2 separate regions of the Mus musculus genome follow, and region 1 is linked to region 2. The links are chromatin loops, found by intact Hi-C in ENCODE. Cell type or tissue: left cerebral cortex. All regions are shown on one strand. Links, peaks and the distances in the headings refer to the core of each region. The heading gives the core; the rest is flanking DNA.

Region 1 (9,927 bases), core at 1,356-9,355, 430 kb after region 2:
GAGTATGAGGGTTCTCAACAGATAGAAATTATGATATTTGATAAAATTAGAATTCCAAATTTGATGATTTGATTATGTTATATATTGTAGTTAACTTCATTTATAAGTACAGATGTCATATGTCAACTAAATATAAAATTAAAAAGAAATGAAGACTAAGAATTATTACAATAAAGAACAATGAGAATATTTAGAAAATTTTCCCAGCAAAATGGTAAAGGAATATATTTTACATAAAGAATAGTGAAATGAATATTAATTACATATGAAACTAGCTGTATATCTCTACTTGAAATTGTACACAATAAAAAAGCAGTTGGGAGGGACGTTGCCTTCATGGTTTTTAGAATCCTTGGATTGTTTTTTTAAGTAGCAGATTTTAATTTCTAGATCCAAGAGTGATGTCTATTTTTCCTTGTTTTCTATTTTTTTTATTACAACCTTACAAAATATATATTTCAATATTTGTAGACACACGGACACTTAGTCCCACACACTGCTGGTCACATTAGCAACCAGCATTCCTAGGATCCATCTCTTGGATGCTTATTTTATTCTTTGGCTAAAATAAAGAATCATAGTTTTTTGGGAAAGGGACTAAATCTAGGGTGGAAGCCAGAGTTACCTAGGACAATCTCACTGTATCTTGTGACAGAAAACTTCTTACATTTTCTGTAAGTATGTGTTTGAGTCAAAAAAGTATGATACTGGCAGTTCTGGACATGAGTAGTAATGTGTGGTAACTTCTTATACCTTTTCTAAGCTGAATTTTCAAAGATTATTGTTGACTATAACGGTGATTTAAGGGCTATTCTGGTCACTTGAATTCTTGGATTCTAGGTTTTATTTGTTTCCTATTGATATGTAAGAATATAATTTATATTAAAGATGTTAACACTGTCTTACACTATTAATCCTTTGCTAATGTCATTGTGTTTGACCTTGTTTGTTCTACAAGACTTTTCATTTTAATGTGAGCAATGTTTTCCTTTATAATTTCTGGCATTGGTATCATGGTAAAAACAAGTAGAAGAAAAATCTTAGCTTTCTATTGCCTCCCCTTCCCATAAGTACTTCTTCTTTTGCTTGTATTGCCCTACCCCTCCCACTGATAATTACTTCCCCTTTTGCTTGTATTGCCCTACCCTTCCCACTGATAATTATCTGTACTTCCCCTTTTGCTTGTGCATTTAAGCCTTGGACCTTTCTCAATACATGGGGGTCTTGATACAACTTCAAAAAAAAAAAAAAGAATGATTGCAAAAACAAAACAAAAAAACAAGAAAAGAATTATTGCATTAATTACTTTATTAAAAACATATTCATACTTTAAGATCATGTTTTTCATAAAATTGAAAATTTAAGATGTATTCCATTTGCATAGACATTTTTAACCTACTTCTTTATTTTTTAAAAGAAGATACAAAAGGACTTTGAATTCTCTCATTTTATGTGAATGTAGATTTTGGAAATATCTGTCAATCTATGAACATATGTTTTGTTTGCATTTTTGTATTAGAGAAACAGAATTTCATTATATACTATAAGTATATAAATAATTTTCAAGAGGCAAATTTAACTTTTGGTTAAGTGAATTAATGTCAAGTACACCTGGCTGGGATGAATAGAATTGTTCTTTATTGCTGGCAAAGAAAAATATCAGGATGATCTTTTTTTTCTCTCTCTCATTTATTCATTTATTACTATGAACATTTTATTATATTTTTATTAGATATTTTCTTTATTTACATTTCAAATGCTATCCTGAAAGTTCCCTATACCATCTCCCTGCCCTGCTCCCCTACCCACCCCTTCCCTTTCCTTAGCCTTCGTGTTTCCCTGTACATAAATTCCCATTAGTATTCTCATGTGTGGTGCATAAAGCACTATGATGCAAATGTGAACATCGACACAGCTGTTGGTAACTTCTATTTTGGACAGACAGAGTTAGTATTGCAAAGCAACATGTGTCCACATGTGGAATTCAGAAACCTTTCTTTCTTATCTGATCCTGAGGGGAAATCAGAGATCTTCAAGAAGTGTTTATTTCCCTTTAATTTTATAAACTTTTGCTGAGTTTGTACTTTGGCATATGTGTACAGCTTACATTCTGATCATTATAACCCTCACCTCTGCCCTCCCTTAACCTCTATTGCCCTCCACAAACCCCCTTCCCACAATCATTTTTAATGACTTTATGTTGTCATTATGAAGGCCACTGAATTTAACCAGGACCATTAGTGAGATAATGGGTTGAAACAATTCATTAGTCTGGTAGAATCATCAGTGGGTACACAACCGAAGAGTATGATTTATCAATAGCCAGTACTTCAAAAAATACCGGTAGAACCCTGTAACTTTCTCTGTAAACCCTGCTTGACCGTAGATTGGTCTAGTATAGTGTAGACTTATTGCAGGCAGCCAAAGCTGCTGTAAGGTCACGACTACATTGATTGTATCATAACCTTAATTCTTTCTTCTAAACCATGCTTTGTTCCTTTTTTTAAATTATTGGTTATTTTGTTTATTTATATTTCAAATGTTATCCCCCTTCCCTATTTCCCCTGTGAAAACACCCCATTCCACCCCTCTCCACCTGCCTCCAGGAGGGTGCTCCCCCACCTACCCACTCCTGCCCCACAGTCCTATCATTCCCTTACACTGGGGCATGGAGACTACAGAACCCAGGGCTTCCCCTCCCACTGATGCCAGACAAGACCATCCTCTGCTACATATGCATCTGGAGCCATGGGTCCCTCCAAGTGTATTCTTTGGTTGGTGGTTTAGTCCCTGGGAGCTCTGGGAGGTGGGGTGGGGGTGGGAGAGGTGTGTCTGTTTGGTTGATATTGTTCTTCCTCTGGGGTTGCTCCTTCAGCCCTTCCCCTAACTCCTCCAATGGGGTTCTCATGCCCAGCCCGATGGTTGGGTACAGCATCCATATCTGTATCAGTAAGGCTCTGACAGAGCCTATCAGGAGACATCCATATCTCTTGCAGGCAAGCACTTCTTGGCATCAGCAAGTATCGGGGTTTGGTGGCTGAAAATGGAATGGATCCCCAGGTGGGGCAGCCTCTGGATGGCTGTTCCTTCAGTCTTTACTCCACTCTTTGTCCCTAAATTTCCTTTAGACACGAACAATTCTGAGTTAAAATTTTGTGAAGGTGGGTGGCCCCATCCCTCAACCGGGGGCAGTGCCTAACCTCATGATATGGTCTCTACAGGTTCTCTCTCCCCTTTGTTGGGTATTTCAGTTAATATCATCCCCACTTGGTTTTGAGACCCTCTTGCTTTTCTGGCATCTGAGACTTTCTAGTGGCTACCTTCAGTTCCCCATCCCCGATTGCTACACAACTCTGATCAGTTTCCTGACCCTCTTTACATCTTGCCTGTCTCCTCCCACACCTAATGCTGAACTCCCCTTTTCCTCTCCCTCTCCTCTATTCCTCCAAAGTTCCCCCCCACCCTCAACCTCCCATGATTATTTTGTTCCCCTTTCTAAGTAGGACTGAAACATCCACACTTTGGTCTTCCTTTTCTTGACCTTCATATGATCTGTAAGTTGTATTGTGGGTATTCCAGGTCTTTTTCCTAATATCCACTTATCAGTGAGTACATACCATGTGTGTTCTTTTGTGACTGTGTTACCTCAGTCAGGATGATATTTTCTAGTTTCATCCATTTGCCCACGAATTTCATGAAATCATTGATTTTAATGGCTGAATATTCTTCCATTGAGGGGTATCTGGGTTGTTTCCAGCTTCTGGCTAATATAAACAAGGCTGTTATGAACTTAGTGGAGCATATGACCTTGTAATATTTTGGAGCATCTTTTGGGTATATGTCCAGGGGTGGTATAGCTGGGTTCTCAGGTATTACTATGTCCAATTTTCTGAGGTACCATCAGATTGATTTCCAGAATGGTTGTACCAGCTTGCAATTCCACCAACATTGGAGGAGTGTTCCTCGTTCTCCTCCGCAGCATCTGCTGTCACCTGAGTTTTTGATCTTGCCATTCTGACTGGTGTGAGGTAAGATCTCAGGGTAGTTTTGATTTGCATTTCCCTGATGAATAAAGGTGTTGAACATTTCTAATGCAAGGAAAAATGAAGTGCAGAGCCTTTGGAAAGTGAGCTAGGGGAGATTGCAGAACATCAAGACTTAGCAGCAAGGTCTGAGCATTGACCTATGTGAGCTGAATCATCTCTTTTAGCACTCTTACACTTCCAAGTGTGACTGTGTCCCATAGTTATAAGGAGTCATGCTATCAGGACATCTACTAGAGGCCACTATTGGTTGGCTTCCTGGAGCTTTCCCTAGAAAATAAACTGATCAGAAGATGGGCACCTTCTTAACTTCCTTTACAAATAATCCCTTTTCAATAGTAGAGAGAGAACGCCAATCAAGGTGGGACAGAAGAGCCTCAATTAGAAGCATCAATTTGAGTGGGTAATAGATATGCTCCCTGTGAAGGGGAAAGCTTCATTGAGTAGGGAACATCATCTTCTATTTTAAAATTCCATGGACATATCCATCAGGCAATTTGACGGGTAAATTAAGTAGGGTTGCAGCTTCCAAGGAACTTGACTCATATTCCTACCAGGCAGCAACAAATTACAGCTCGTACCACCCACTGGTTATACCCTTCAGGAGTTGAACTGGCACTCAAATCAACTTCCTAGCCAAGTCATTGAGAACCACCCACAGCTGCTGCCACTTCTGGAGGTGGCTATTCCTGGATCAGGCAGGCTTTTTTTTCTTACACAATCTACCAAAAAAGCAATCCATTCATTCCTGTTGCTTAGTGGAAGGCTGGAGTACTTTTAATGAATAGTTTTGTCTATATAGACTATAACATTGAAGTGAATGATTTTCTTCTGCGGACAGCAACATGAAATGGTTGGCTTTCGACTTACTTGTACTATAATTGGAGAGAGAAAAAAGGTGGTTCCAGTTAATGGCCCTGGTCTGGGGATTGAGAATGGCAGAGATCATCTTACTATATAGAAATGTTCTGTTGGCTACAGGAAGAAACAAACTAACTGTGTATGAGACCTTTACTGAGAATGAAGTATATCTAAGTACCAGAGCCACATTCTTTATATCTCATGTTTAAATTTTGATGGGCCAATCTTTAATTAGATTGCTACTTCAGGCCAGCTTTCTGGAAGTCAGTTTGAAGACACAAATACAAATAATATATAGTATATTATGTATAAATATATACAAAATATATAATATGTGTAAGTTATAGATATCTACTATAAATAATTCCATCTCCTTCTCATATGATCTCACCTTTTTTTTTTTAATAAACTTAGCCCTTAATCTGTGACTAGACTGGTTTCACAGGTCAGTGGATAGATGATTGGGATGTTTCTTCTCTTTTATTTTCAGTTGCTATTGAATGTCATCTCTGCACCAGATGCTCTTCAGTAGCCCCTCCATGGAGCTGTGGGCATTTTCACTGTGTATCAATTTACAGACCACATTTCTGTTCATCTAACACCGTTCTGGTAGACTTACATCTCATGCTGAAGGGGTAGGTGGAACATAGATCATTATTAGGGACTCTGAAGGAGCCTTATTAGTATGAATAGATATGTCTCTATTACAACTAAGAGAATCTTAGCTAATGATCTAGGGTGCTAAGCCAAAAACTTTAAATATAGACATCATTCATTTGACAATTGCCTTTGCAACTCCTTAGTAAACTTAACGTATTTCCAAAATTTATTTAAAGGGTCTTTAAACATCAATAATAACAATTAAGAGTGACAGGGAATGCAGGTGGGGGCTATCAGGTATGGAGGAGAGCTGAGTAGAGAGGGCCAGAGAATGAATGGAAATCAGCGTGGGAGAGATCTCTAGGACTTGCCAGGGACCTGGGATGGGGAAAGGTCCCGGGAGTCTATGGGGGTGACTCTAGCTGAGACTTACAGCAGTGAGGGATATGGACTCTGAAGTGGCCACCTCCTGTAGCCAGGCAGAACTCCCAGTAGAGGAACAAGGACACCAACCGACCCACAAAACCTTCCACCCAAAATTTGTCCAACAAAATGCAGGGAGAAAGATAGAGCAGAGATTGAGGTAGTGGACAACCAATGTCTGGCCCAACTTGAGGTGCATCTCATTGGCAAGAACCAATTCTGACACTATTAATGATACTCTGTTATGCTTGCAGACAGTGCTCTGAGAAGTTCCACTTAGCAGCTGACAGAAATAGATGCATAGACCGAAACATTAGACAGAAAGTTTTGTTGAAGAGTTGGGGGAAGGATTGAGGGGCCCAGAGGGAATAGGAACTCCACATGAAGACCAATAGAATCAACTAATCTGAACCTGTGTGGGCTCCCAGGAGACTGGACCACTAACAGAGAGCATACATAGGCTGCACATAGTGCCCCAAGTCCCTGCACATATATAGCAGATGTGTAGCTTGGTTTTCATTTGGGTCCCCCAACAACTGGAGCTGGGGTGTCCCTGATTCTGTTGCCTGCCTATGGATCCTGTTCCCCTAACAGGGCTCCCTTGCCTAGCCTTAGTGGGAGAAGATGTGCATAGTCTTTCAGTGACTTGATTAATGCAAAAAAAAAAAAAATAAATAAAGATTGACTAAATGAAAAAAGTTAGCATTTAGGTTTTCTCCTGAAGAAGACAGAAATCTTAAGATTAGATTTATAAAGAAGTTCCAAAATAACACATACATTTCCTAAATACTCATTGCCCAGTTTTTGCTTACATGACTGAGATACATTTGTCAAACCCAGCAACTTACCAGTGGGGTGTTACTGACAACAAAATTCCAAATGTAGTTTTTGTATTTTTCTGGTATTTTCACCAGTGAACCACCTACCTTTACGTTGTTCTGGTATCTTGTCAAGGAGTGTATATTATCTTAATTTGGGTTTTAACCAAGAAGACTAGTGAATGTAACATCCAACTTGAGGGTTTTTTAAAATTTTAATTAGGTATTTTCTTCATTTACATTTCCAATGCTACCCCAAAAGTCCCCAGTACCCTCCTCCACCACTCCCCTCCCCCTCTCCCACTTCTTCTCCCTGGCGTTCCACTGTACTGAGGCATATAGTTTGCAAGACCAATGGGCCTCTCTTTCTACTGATGGCCGACTAGGCCATCTTCTGATACATATGCAGCTAGAGACACGAGCTCTTGGGAGTACTGGTTAGTTCATATTGTTGTTCCACCTATAGGGTTGCAGACCCCTTCAGCTCCTTGGGTACTTTCTCTAGCTCCTCCATTGGGGGCCCTGTAATCTATCCAATAGCTGACTGTAAGCATCTACTTCTGTGTTTGCTAGGCCCCAGCATAGTCTCACAACAGACAGCTATATCAGGGTCCTTCCAGCAAAATCTTGCTAGTGTGTGCAATGGTAAAGAAAGAACCAACTGCTGCTGGACAGTGGTCATATGCCTTCAGTCCCAGGACTTGGGAGGCAGAGGCAGGCAGATTTCTGAGTTCCAAGTTTGCGGTTAGCCAGGGCTATGCAGAGAAACCCTGTCCAAAAAAAAAAAAAAAAACAAAAAAAACAAAACAAAACAAAAACAAAAAAAAAAAACCCCAAAAAACAAAAACGAAAAACAAAACAAAAAACCCACAAAAACAAAAACAAACAAACAAAACAAAAAGAAGAGTCGACTGTTTGCAATTACCCATGGACATCAGGTATAGACCAAGATGGTCCAACCTCACTCTAGAATGTGAAGGAGAGTGATGTCCCTCCTACCTCTAATCTCAGAATCACATGGCCAACCTTTTTCATTTTTCATTGCATCTTTTGGCCACATCCTCTTTGGACCCATCTTTTCCCATTCAATGGTTAAAGACAGTGTTTCTAAGAAATGTTTATAACTTCTTAAATTGGGTCAAAACCTGTGTTCAGTTTTCATGGCTTCACACATTTTCCCTCTCTGATGCGACAGTGTCGTTGTTTTCACTTTTGTGACATTATTTTATTATTTATTTTCTTCTTTAGACACCAATTGACCTTGGAGAGGGGTGCTGCCTATTTGTGCCCTCCAGTGTCTCCTTTGAATAGTCTAGGTGTTGTTAATTATCTTTTAAATGGTACCGTGATATATGCCTTATTCTCTGTCTTGTATATTTGGTTTGTCTAGGTACCTTATTTCTTCTGAGCTTTTTTCTATGTACGTGCCCATTTTAATGGAGAAATCTAGATTTTTGGCTGTAGATACAGTGTCAGTTGGATGTGTAATTTCTCATGAAGTGATGTCTGCCTATGGGAAGCAGATACTCTACCTTCTCACTTCTCTTTCCTCTAGTCTTATGTTGAGGGTGGAAAATAGAACCAACCATAACTATCCCAAGGAATGCAGAAAAAATATGTAAGCAGAGAGAGAGAGAGAGGACTCAGTGGGAAGAACAGAACAATCCCATGGCTTATAAACAACAGCATGTCATATCTCTGGTTCTTTTGTTGGCATGGCTGTCTGTTGTAGTGGCTCTATTATCAGATAAAATCCATTTTAGTCAACACAGATTCATGCAAAACTACATAAAAAAAACTAGAGTAAATAAAAAATAAATCAAATGAATATTGTCCATAAAGCAATTAAAATTTGTGGAAAATAAAAATTGATGCAAATGTTTCCTTGTACTTATACTTTGGCTTTCTATTGGTCCTAGCTCTATTATTATGTCAGTATTGAAGTGGACTGGAAAACAGGGTCAAGATTGTAGTGGACTTTGGTAGGAACTAGTGAATGTATAGCAAAGCACCAATGCCCAAAGGTTCTTAGTGTTAAAGAACTACCTATGAAAAGTTTGGATTTAGGTTATTTAGATTCATCTTTCTTGGAAAATTTAAAATTAGTCCAAACTTGAGTTCAGTAAAAGTTTCAATTAACATTTAAAATTAGTCATATTTTAAGAGAAATAAGCTGGTACGACAATCCACATGTGTTAAAGGCTGATTTAGGAAACGTCAACGTCCCCTGTGCTACCACCCAAGAACCCTCGCCTTGGATGTTCTTAAGAACCTGGAGGTAGCATGATGTCTAGACCAAAGATGGGGGACTGATGGGGTCACAGTGGGGGTCATCATCACACAGATCACCTGATGGTCTCTGTGCCAGACCACAAAAGCAGCTGAGGACACAGGAATGCTTCTCGGTTTTCTTTTCCTTTCTAGAACACTTGAATACATCCTAGATATTTGTCTTATATTTCCTCCTCCCCTTACAGTGTCACTGAAATATCCCTGTAGGCATTTACTTATTTCTCAGCATGACAGAGTGAGCCTGAATGATCTCATTATGAAAGGAACTTCCCTGCCCATTCTAATGACTATAAAGGGTTATAGGGAGGGGCACATTATTAACATTATCATTTATGTTCATTCCAATTTCTGGGTTATTTTGTCAGACTACTCACCACTGCTCTGTAAATTCTAACTTATTCTCCACTATATCCTAGACTTAACCTAACACATACCTCAATGTTTTAGGTCAATAGATATTTTTCTGAGTGAATGAAGTCCCTTTTCACAGGTACAGTGAAAATCTACATGGCAGGCTGCTGAATAACCTTGCTTCTGGAGTGACCATGCAGCCTTACTATCTGCCCTCTAGTTTAGATAGAAACTGGGCTTTCCAACACTAGTACTTTGGTTTCTTTCTTCTTGTAGACAACAACTGAAGGCTGCTGTGAAAAGAGTCTTGTGAAAAGAATGCATATGTCAAGTTCTAAAATATGCAGTGCCACGAGTCATGAGGATTGACACACAGACAGGATCTATGTAAATGAATTAGTGATCAAAGATAAACTTGTTAGGAAGGCAGACTTCCCCTGGCACCGCTCTATACATTCTTGAGATTGTCACTGCATTATTCATGGGAAGAAAGTGTTCATGGGTCTTGGTGTTCATATACTTTTTTTTTTATAGCCTAT
Region 2 (9,747 bases), core at 1,748-9,747:
GGACTGATTCTTTTGAACTAATAGGGTGCATGTGTGCAGTGGCTATGAAGCCCTGTGACCTGTGAGTGGTCTCCTAAAAGTGGCACAACTTCTGCTTGGTTCTATTGCAAAATCCACTTTCTAAAAGCTCCCTTTGGGATACCTCCTTGAGGATCCAGTTTCTATACTGTGAAGGGTCTGAGACATCTCCAATGAAAGTACTCAGCTTGAGTCATCTTAGTCACCCAAGCCCAGGTAGCAGACATATGTATGAAGAACTTTTAAAAGGTCCCGGACTTCAGCCATTCAAACAAGTCATTTGAACTCGCTCAGCTCAGACTTCTAGATTTCATGAAGCAGAAAACAGTTATCCCCACGCAGAGCTGTCTGAATTCCTGACTCACACACTCCAAAAGCACAGAAAAAAATGGTTCTTTTATTATATTTTCTAAAAGTCAGTTTAACCCAGAAACAAAAAATTTGATGCATACTTTCAGTTGATGAAAAAGTCCTCTTCAGGTACATGAATAAAAATCCTTATTCTCACCTTTACTTATTATAACAATGTGTTTAATACGTATTTTTCTGTGATTTACAGTAAAATTTTTTAAATTTTTTGATTTTTTGGAATTCCCACTTGTTTATATAATGTATAATGACTATATCCAGCCTCCACTACTTCCTTTATCTCCCCTTTGCCTTCCAGCTCCTTCTCCTCCAAGCTTCATGTCTACATTCTATTCTTATTTCTTGCAGTGAGTACCTCTTGGTTCCAGTTAGTGCAGCTCTTATATATGTAGGTGTGTGGCAACTTTCCAAAGACCACGCCCCCCAAAAGAAAGTGATTCTCTTTTTCTCAGTACTCATTTACTGCCGGTAGCTCTTCAGCTAGGAGTGGGAGGTGATGAGACCTGGTCCACTCTGTGCTAAAGTGTCAACTGGCTTGATTTTATGCTGGTAACCAAAGCTGCTCTGAATTCATGTGTGCCCTTCCTTTCTCACTGCCTGCTCTTACATTCTTTCTGCCCCATCTTTCTAGAAGCTTCCCGATCCTTGAATGGTGAGAGGCTGATGCAGATGACCCACTCACAGCTGAGCATCCAGAGTTATTTATATTCAGAAATTGATGGCAAAAAAGTTTAAGGTCACTGAAGCAGACTTGTAACAGTTCCTGAAGATCTAACTTGCATGCATCTTATAATGTCCCCGTGAATATGGTTTTAAACATAGGCTAACTCTCTGTTGGTTTTCGTGTCCCAGCATCCCTTCATCCCCTGATAATGGAAGTGGAACATGAAACAAGTCCGCATGAAATCATGGAGGACTTTAGGAAGGTGATGTGGGCTGGAGAAAGTTTTGACTTCAGTGACTCGCTAGGTGATTCTGATGTCAGATACTCTGCCTGGAGTTACACTGCACATTACCGCACACAGCCACATAATTTCAATACCTGAAGTTCAGAGAAGCTCTCTCCTGCCTAAACCAAAGAAGCTAATATCTCTGAGCCTTTAGTTAGTGATTAGCCCCAATTTGAGAAATTTTGAGGAGTCAACTTTGATTTTTTTTTAATATCAAAGAAGAGAGAAGACATACTTGCTAGCTTTAGAGTTAAGGAGAGAGTTTGAGGAGAAGCAAGAGTGTGGAGGTGAGTTTAAGATGCTGTACGGGGTGCTGTGTGTCTAGACCCTACCTGCAGAGGAGACAGCACATCTATAAAATTCAACCAACTATTTGAAAGGCAGTTTGGGTATCAAATTTTAGACTGAGCACACTGTAGCAGAACAACAACAACAACAACAACAACAACAACAACAACAACAAATGATACTGAGTGGAGCTGGCTTCATTCTCTGCCCCCACTGGTAATCCCAGATACTTGGGAGACTGAGGCAGATTACAAACCTGAAGTCTGGACTACAATGAGTTCAGGGTCAACAGAGCACCGGAGTAAGTCTCTGTTCTGAAATGAGTTACAAGAGGACTGAGAACCCAGACAGGAGACTCTGGATTCAATGTCCAGTCCTGGGTTCTGGTTCCCAACTGCAAAGCCAAAGGAGTGGCCTTGTTTAAGCTAGAGGACTGAATGACAGACTCTCCATTTCTACTGAAGACAACTGAAAAGAAATTAAAATATCATAGTTAAAATAAAGATGCACAGAACGGGTAGAGAGAGGGCTCAGTGGTTAAGAGCATTTGCTGCTCATACAGAGGACCTGGGCTCAGTTTTAGGCACCTACATGGTGGCTCACAACCATGTATATCTTCAGCTCCTGAGTTCTAATGTCCATTTCTGACCTCCATAGGTATCTCCATGCACTAAGGCACCCATGCTTACATATACATTCACGTACAGTTCTAGAAAGATGCAAAGAAAATTAAAATGAAAAAGGAAATAAAGACTATTTAGAAATATGCCATGCTTGATCTTCCCTCCGGAAAAACAGCATCAACCAGTACAATTCCTGAAATGGAAGAATTAAATCATGGCATTGAGTTTTTACTTTCCCTTTCCCCAATTTCATCCATTTGCCTATTTCCTGCTTTGATAGAAACCAAATGATGAAAGTTTTGACATTTTTGAAGGGATTAATATATTTCTGAAATCCTGGGTTAGCACTCCATGCTTTTACCCTCCGTGAATTCCCCGGATACGGAGTGAAATCCAGACCGAGAGTAGAGATGGATTCTCACCAGCCGATTGCCAGAAATTGACTTTTCTCAAAGCTGCTGTGAGATGCACCCAAGCGTGGGTCATTGCCTGCTCCACCCAGCTGTAGTGAACCCAGAGATAGAGACCTTTATTAGGTAAGCTGTATGTTTCTGTAATTCGGTAGCAGCTAATTAAAAATTTCCCCTTTGTGTGTAAGCCAATATTGCTTAAAATTCTGCATAAGTAGGAGTCTCTTCATATTGCTTTAGATGAGGGTATTTTTTCACTACAAGTTGTTTTGGGGCTGGGAGGAGGTCAGAAATCTGCAATATTTTAATTACATCATGGAAAGAATAGCTCTCCACGCTTGATACCAGTGATTGAATAGAGAAGTCCCCAAACAGTGAGAGCTCAGTTAAGTAGAATGTTTATTGCCCTTGTTCTCTTTAAGCTTGCATAGAGCTGTGAAGTGAGTACTCTGCTTGCATCTCATAGCATCTCACTGTTGTGCCTTTCAATCCATCATCAGAAATAGGAGTCTGTGGAATCAGCAGCACTGAGAACATGGTAACTACAGAGACCTCTCGCCTACCTATGGGAACCTGCTCAAGCAGGACCTTTATTTTATTTATTTATTTATTTATTTATTTATTTATTTATTTATTTATTTTAAATCCTGGGGCGGGAGAAGCCTCAATATAGCAGATTCAATTATTTTGTATTGTTGATCCCCAAACTGCAAGAATGTATCTCATATGGTTTGGGTGGCTTTGCAGAGGAGGCTTTCAAATATCTGCAACTATGCAGATATAGTAAAATAATGCAATCCTTCAATTTAAAAAAAATCCATGAGTTTTCATTTTCCTTTAAGCATTGTTCCAAATTGCCACAATTAACTGAGTTTCCAGTGGTTTCTGTAGTGATGACCTATTTGTATTAAGGAACATGTCTACTGATACATACATATATATATATATATACCAATGTATATGTACATCATATATGTATCTAATAACTGACATTTTTATATGATTTTCTTGGTAACATCATACACTGGCCATTTTCCTATTTTAACAGTAATTGTAGATATGTTAATCAAATATGCACCGAAGACACGTAAAATTTTAATTCTCACTATCATGACTGTATTGAAGACATCAATATGTCAATTTAGTTCTGGCAGCGCTTCTAGTCAATGTTTTAAAATGCAGACAGCATTCCTTTATTCATTGCGCAAGTGGTTTCTAGCTGTCCTAGAGATGGCAGCATTGAGCAACTTATTTGGTAATTGGTTGCTTGCCTGTTCTGTGAATTTTCTCTTGGGTGTAAATTTTCATTACAATACACAAGACTAATTTAGCATAAGGTGACAGGATAATACACGTATCTGCTCAACACGACTTCACCTGAGTTCCACAAAAGCCTACCTTTCTCTTCTGTATATTTATGTGAATCAAATGTGAATTTGTATTCCTAGAGTTATCTCAAGCCATCAATTAAAAAAAAAGTACAAAGAACTGAACTTACTGTAGTATAGTTTGAACATTAGCTGCCTTTAAGATTTGTAATGAAACTCGAGTGAGTTGTGTGTGTGTGAGGGTATGTGTGTGTGTGTGTTAAACTTCACTGATTGGTGAGCAGTTTGTTACAACGATCTGGTTGTCTGTGTCTGTGTGTCTGTCTGTGTACATAACTGGGGATCCAATCCAGGGCCTTGGGCACCTCAGAGCAGATGGTCTACTTCTTCTTCAGTCAGAATAACATTACTTTTATATCATAAACACCCTAATGTTCTGTGAAGATGACTTATAAAAATCTTCCAAATTAAATTGTTTTTTTTGTTGTCTCCTCCTTCAAGAAAATACTTTCCTCCATAAAGGTACCTCCTTTTTCCCCCTCTCTCTTTTTTGTTTGTTCTTGGTTGGTGACAGAGGTCAGGAAGGAAGTAATTTTAAAAGTTAAAGTCTGGATTTGAAGTGCTTTCCTACATAATGCGAGGTCCCCTCCCTGTGGACTAATCTAGATTAAGCAGTTGCTAGACTAGACTAGCTGTTTATTCCCCCCCCCCCCCCACACACACACTGTTATTCTGCTACACTAACTTCAGATATCTCTAGTTGCTATCCTCCCAACCCCTAATGCATTTCAAATCTTTAGAGTCCTCTTCTTGCTATTGCAGTCTCCGTACCTTTTCCAAATTACTTGCTATTTATAGCCTTCCTGTAGTGGGCACATGTGCCCGCATCACCAAGCTGTCAGAGGGGAAAAATGAAGGCTATCAATTCAATGTGTACCGCATAATCCATTAACCAGGTTTAGGAGAAACTGCATGATAAAGGAGGTGAAAAGAGAAAACAGAGGCTCCTGAGCTTTCGAGAGGAGGTGACACCTACAGATGCGGAATACCCCAATTCAAGTACCGCAAGCATCTGAATGGCGCCAGTGCCTACATCTGTACCCTCTCCCTCTCTCCCCTTTACCGCATCTGTGCAAGACAGGAAAGACAGGCAACTCCACCAATCAGCAGGCTGCCCCAGGAACCTCACCCCGCCTCTCTAGCCGCATTATGCTGAGGCGCGCAGCCCCCTTTACCCATCCGCTCCTCCCCTACTCCAAGCCAGGCAGTCTAGTGGATTGAGCATGCCCAGCACCTTTACTGCTGCGTCTCACTGCAAACAACCTGCAGTGCTGGAGAGCGGGAGGCTGAGAGGGTTCCTGGCTTAGGAAAAGAGGTGGAAAACTAGAACCGCCCATGGCTAGAGTAGAATGGCTTTAAGCACTGGGAGCAACGTCACATTTGTAGGTCTTTAATGCCGGTTGGGCTAGACAGGGACACCCTGCTTGATTTATAGGTCATCTTAAAAAGAAAAAGAAAAAAAAAAACTTTGGGGAGCGTCTGCTTGTGGTGAGACTAAGAAATAGGCTTTGCAAAGAGGCTGCTGACCCGTTTTCATCAAGAAGTACCCATTTTCCTGTGCAGCCTAGCCACTTATCCTTGTCTCCCACTTATCCTTGTGGTCAAGGTTAAAAGTGTATAGGGTCGTCTAATGCTCGTGCAAACTATGAAACAAACATCTGCTAACATATACACAGTAAGGGTGTACACTTAGGAACTCTCTGAAGGTCCTTTACATCTTTAAAAAAAATCACAAATAGACTTACGAATGTGATAAGGGGTGCCAGGTTTCCTCCAGCCCCCGCCCCCCACCTTTTGCACTAACTAACCCTTAAGTGTGAATCCCTCTTCACCTGCATGAAGGAAGAGAAATGGTGACTTTTACATTTTATTTCCTTAGTGATCAGCGGCTAATAGTGCCAGGTGTGAGATCCCAGGTCGCGATTCCGAGAGACCCTAACCTAGCCAACAGTCATTGCCCTTGGGCGTCCCTCTCTGTTTCTTCCAGGTGCTTCACCACGGTACGTCCGGAGATTCCAGGTGGAAGACTGGCTCAGAAGTCCTTTAGAAAATCTTACAAAAATGTAGATCTCCCTACCAGGGCCTCTCACCCAGACACCGACATCCAGCTGCCTCCCGGGGGTCGCCTTTACCTGTTGGGTGAGAGCTAGCAGGTCACCCGCGTCCCCTCCGCCCCAGCGCCCCCACCCTCTCGGGGCTCTGCAGCCGCAGTGCACCCCCCCTCTCACTGCCCCCTCCCTCACTCCTGCGTCTTCCCCAGATCCCCCCCTCCCGTTTTCCCAGACTCCCCTCCTGCTTTCCGGTAGCCACCCAAACAAGCCTGCCCTCCCGCCGCGGGGATTCCTACGGGCCGGGGGCGCTCTGGGTGGCACGGGCGTGGGAGACACAGCGCCCCGGGCTCTGCCGGCCACGCAGGGGCGCTGCCCGAGCGCTGCAGCAAAGGGCCAGCGCGGGCGCCTCTGCGGCACGGCCAGGGGGTGGAGAGGGGCGGGCGTGGGGCGGGCTCGGCCCGGAATGTAGAGCGAGCAGGGAGAGGGAGAGAGACCCGGGCTGGAGCCTCCCGGCGGCGGCCAGGCTGCTGAGCGCAGAGGCTCCGTCACGTGTTTTGCTCCTCTGGAGTGAGACGGCGGCGCGGTCTGAAGAGGGCCAGCGCGCGGTGCCAGCCGCCGCAGCCGCCGCTTGTTTTGGTTGGGGCTCTCGGCAACTCTCCGAGGAGGAGGAAGGAGGAGGGAGGAGGAGGAGGGAGGAGAAGGAGGGAGGAGGAGAGAAGTAACTGCAGCGGCTGCGCCTCGGGAGGACCGGGCGTCTTCCCCGATCTCTTCCCAAACCTCCCCCGCTCCCCGCCTCCCTCCCTCGTCCCCTCCCCTCCTCCCTTGCGGACTGGAGCTAGGGGCAGGGATGAGCCTGTCCCTCTGGACCGTCCCCTGCTCCCCCAGCTGCCCAGTAGCGTTGCGCGTGGAAAAGCCACTTTCCCCGCCCGCCGAGATGGGCTCGAGTGCGGGCTGCAGAGGACGCGTCCTCGGGCGGCAGCAGCAGCAGCAGCAGCAGCAACAGCCGCAGCGCCGCGGTCTCTGCGATTGAGCTGGTATTTGGGCGGCTGGTGGCGACGGGGACGGTTGAAGGGTGGGAGGAGGCAGAGGAGGAGGAGGAGAAGGAGGAGGGAGAACCCGGTGCAACGTTGGGACTTGGCAGCCCGCCTCCCCCTGCCCAAGGATATTTAATTTGCCTCGGGAATCGCTACTTCCAGAGGGGAACTCGGGAGGGAAGGCGCGCGCGCCTAGAGAGCCAAGCGGGGACTCCTCGGGCCATCGCTGCCTCCCTACATCGGACTCGACCAGGGGCGGCAAGGGATGCACCATAGCTCCTTCTCTGCTGCAGGGACTGGGGGAGACATAGTCCTCGGAAGATTGCGGCTGCACTCACCCTAGACCCACTGCCCTTCCCTCTGGGCATGAAACGCCCTTAAACTCGGATCAGGCTATCTTCCTTGGCGCAGTTACCTCGTCCTTCGGCTGCCCCTCCCCAGCTCCAGGAACAGCGTGAATTTTGGAGTCAGAATTTCTGCGAGCTTCCTCCAGCCCGGAGTGCATGTGCGGGGCCGCACTGAGAAGCCACCCCTCACCCAGTTTTTCAACACCTCCCTCTGCTCCGCAGCAGCATGGCGAGCCCTCCGGATACCGATGGCTTCTCAGACGTGCGCAAGGTGGGCTACCTGCGCAAGCCCAAGAGTATGCATAAGCGCTTTTTCGTGCTGCGGGCGGCCAGCGAGGCCGGGGGCCCAGCGCGCCTGGAGTATTATGAGAACGAGAAGAAGTGGCGGCACAAGTCGAGCGCCCCCAAACGCTCGATCCCCCTCGAGAGCTGTTTCAACATCAACAAGCGGGCTGACTCCAAGAACAAGCACCTGGTGGCTCTCTACACCCGAGACGAACACTTTGCCATTGCCGCGGATAGCGAGGCTGAGCAAGACAGCTGGTACCAGGCTCTTCTGCAGCTGCATAATCGGGCAAAGGCCCACCATGACGGGGCTGGAGGAGGCTGCGGCGGTAGCTGCAGCGGCAGCTCTGGCGTTGGAGAGGCAGGGGAGGACTTGAGCTATGACACGGGTCCAGGACCCGCGTTCAAGGAGGTCTGGCAGGTTATCCTGAAACCCAAGGGCCTGGGTCAGACAAAGAACCTGATTGGCATCTACCGCCTCTGCCTGACCAGCAAGACCATCAGCTTTGTGAAGCTGAACTCCGAGGCAGCCGCTGTGGTGCTGCAGCTGATGAATATCAGACGCTGTGGCCACTCAGAGAACTTCTTCTTCATCGAGGTGGGGCGTTCCGCTGTGACAGGGCCTGGCGAGTTCTGGATGCAAGTGGATGACTCCGTGGTGGCCCAGAACATGCATGAGACCATTCTAGAGGCAATGAGGGCCATGAGCGATGAGTTTCGCCCTCGCAGCAAAAGCCAGTCTTCATCCAGTTGCTCCAACCCCATCAGCGTTCCCCTGCGCAGGCACCATCTCAACAACCCTCCACCCAGCCAGGTGGGACTGACTCGGAGATCTCGAACTGAGAGCATCACTGCCACCTCCCCTGCCAGTATGGTGGGTGGGAAACCAGGTTCCTTCCGGGTGCGTGCCTCCAGCGATGGCGAAGGCACCATGTCCCGTCCAGCATCAGTGGATGGCAGTCCTGTGAGCCCTAGCACCAACAGGACCCACGCCCATCGGCATCGAGGCAGCTCCAGGCTGCACCCCCCACTCAACCACAGCCGCTCCATCCCCATGCCTTCTTCTAGATGCTCACCTTCAGCCACCAGCCCAGTGAGTCTGTCATCTAGTAGTACCAGTGGCCATGGCTCCACTTCAGACTGTCTCTTCCCGAGGCGCTCTAGTGCTTCCGTGTCCGGTTCGCCTAGCGATGGCGGTTTCATCTCTTCTGATGAGTATGGTTCTAGTCCCTGCGATTTCCGAAGTTCCTTCCGCAGTGTCACCCCAGATTCCCTGGGGCACACCCCACCAGCCAGGGGTGAGGAGGAGCTGAGCAATTATATCTGCATGGGTGGCAAGGGAGCCTCCACCTTGGCTGCTCCCAATGGCCACTACATTTTGTCTAGGGGTGGCAACGGCCATCGCTACATCCCAGGTGCTAACTTGGGGACAAGCCCAGCGCTGCCTGGAGATGAAGCCGCGGGTGCAGCAGATCTGGATAACCGGTTTCGAAAGAGAACTCACTCCGCAGGCACATCTCCTACCATTTCCCATCAGAAGACCCCCTCACAGTCTTCAGTGGCTTCTATTGAGGAATATACAGAGATGATGCCCGCTGCCTACCCACCAGGAGGTGGCAGTGGAGGCCGACTGCCCGGCTACCGGCATTCCGCCTTCGTGCCCACCCACTCCTATCCCGAAGAGGGTCTAGAGATGCACCACTTGGAACGTCGTGGAGGCCACCACCGTCCAGACACCTCCAACCTCCACACTGATGATGGCTATATGCCCATGTCTCCTGGGGTGGCTCCAGTGCCCAGCAACCGCAAAGGAAATGGGGACTATATGCCCATGAGCCCCAAGAGTGTATCTGCCCCACAGCAGATCATTAACCCCATCAGACGCCACCCACAGAGAGTGGACCCCAATGGCTACATGATGATGTCACCCAGTGGTAGTTGCTCCCCTGACATTGGAGGTGGGTCCAGCAGCAGTAGCAGCATC

Evidence for each region. A loop is a pair of places that touch in the nucleus more often than their neighbours do. Peaks named below come from ENCODE experiments on the same cell type or tissue, not always from the same donor. Only the 100,000 strongest peaks of a DNase experiment are listed, where the experiment ranks them.
Region 1: it touches region 2 in a loop (9-fold over the local background); 3 of 42 quality-filtered maps call a loop at or near these places.

What each region holds. Positions count from the first base shown.
Region 1 is chr1:81,859,530-81,869,456 of GRCm38, reverse strand. No RefSeq gene overlaps it. Among named protein-coding and RNA genes, the nearest start is that of Mir6344, 270 kb to the left of the region's middle. In left cerebral cortex, for the core only: a CTCF peak has its summit at 4,772; a DNase peak (open chromatin) is centred at 4,683.
Region 2 is chr1:82,288,451-82,298,197 of GRCm38, reverse strand. It overlaps Irs1 (insulin receptor substrate 1), which reads left to right and starts at 6,759. Exons shown (of 2, transcript NM_010570.4): 1 at 6,759-9,747. The coding sequence starts at 7,705. In left cerebral cortex, for the core only: CTCF peaks have their summits at 3,879, 6,437, 7,890 and 9,382 (motif pointing right); DNase peaks (open chromatin) are centred at 7,133, 7,911, 9,060, 9,421 and 4 more places; H3K4me3 peaks cover 4,008 bases; H3K27ac peaks cover 3,907 bases.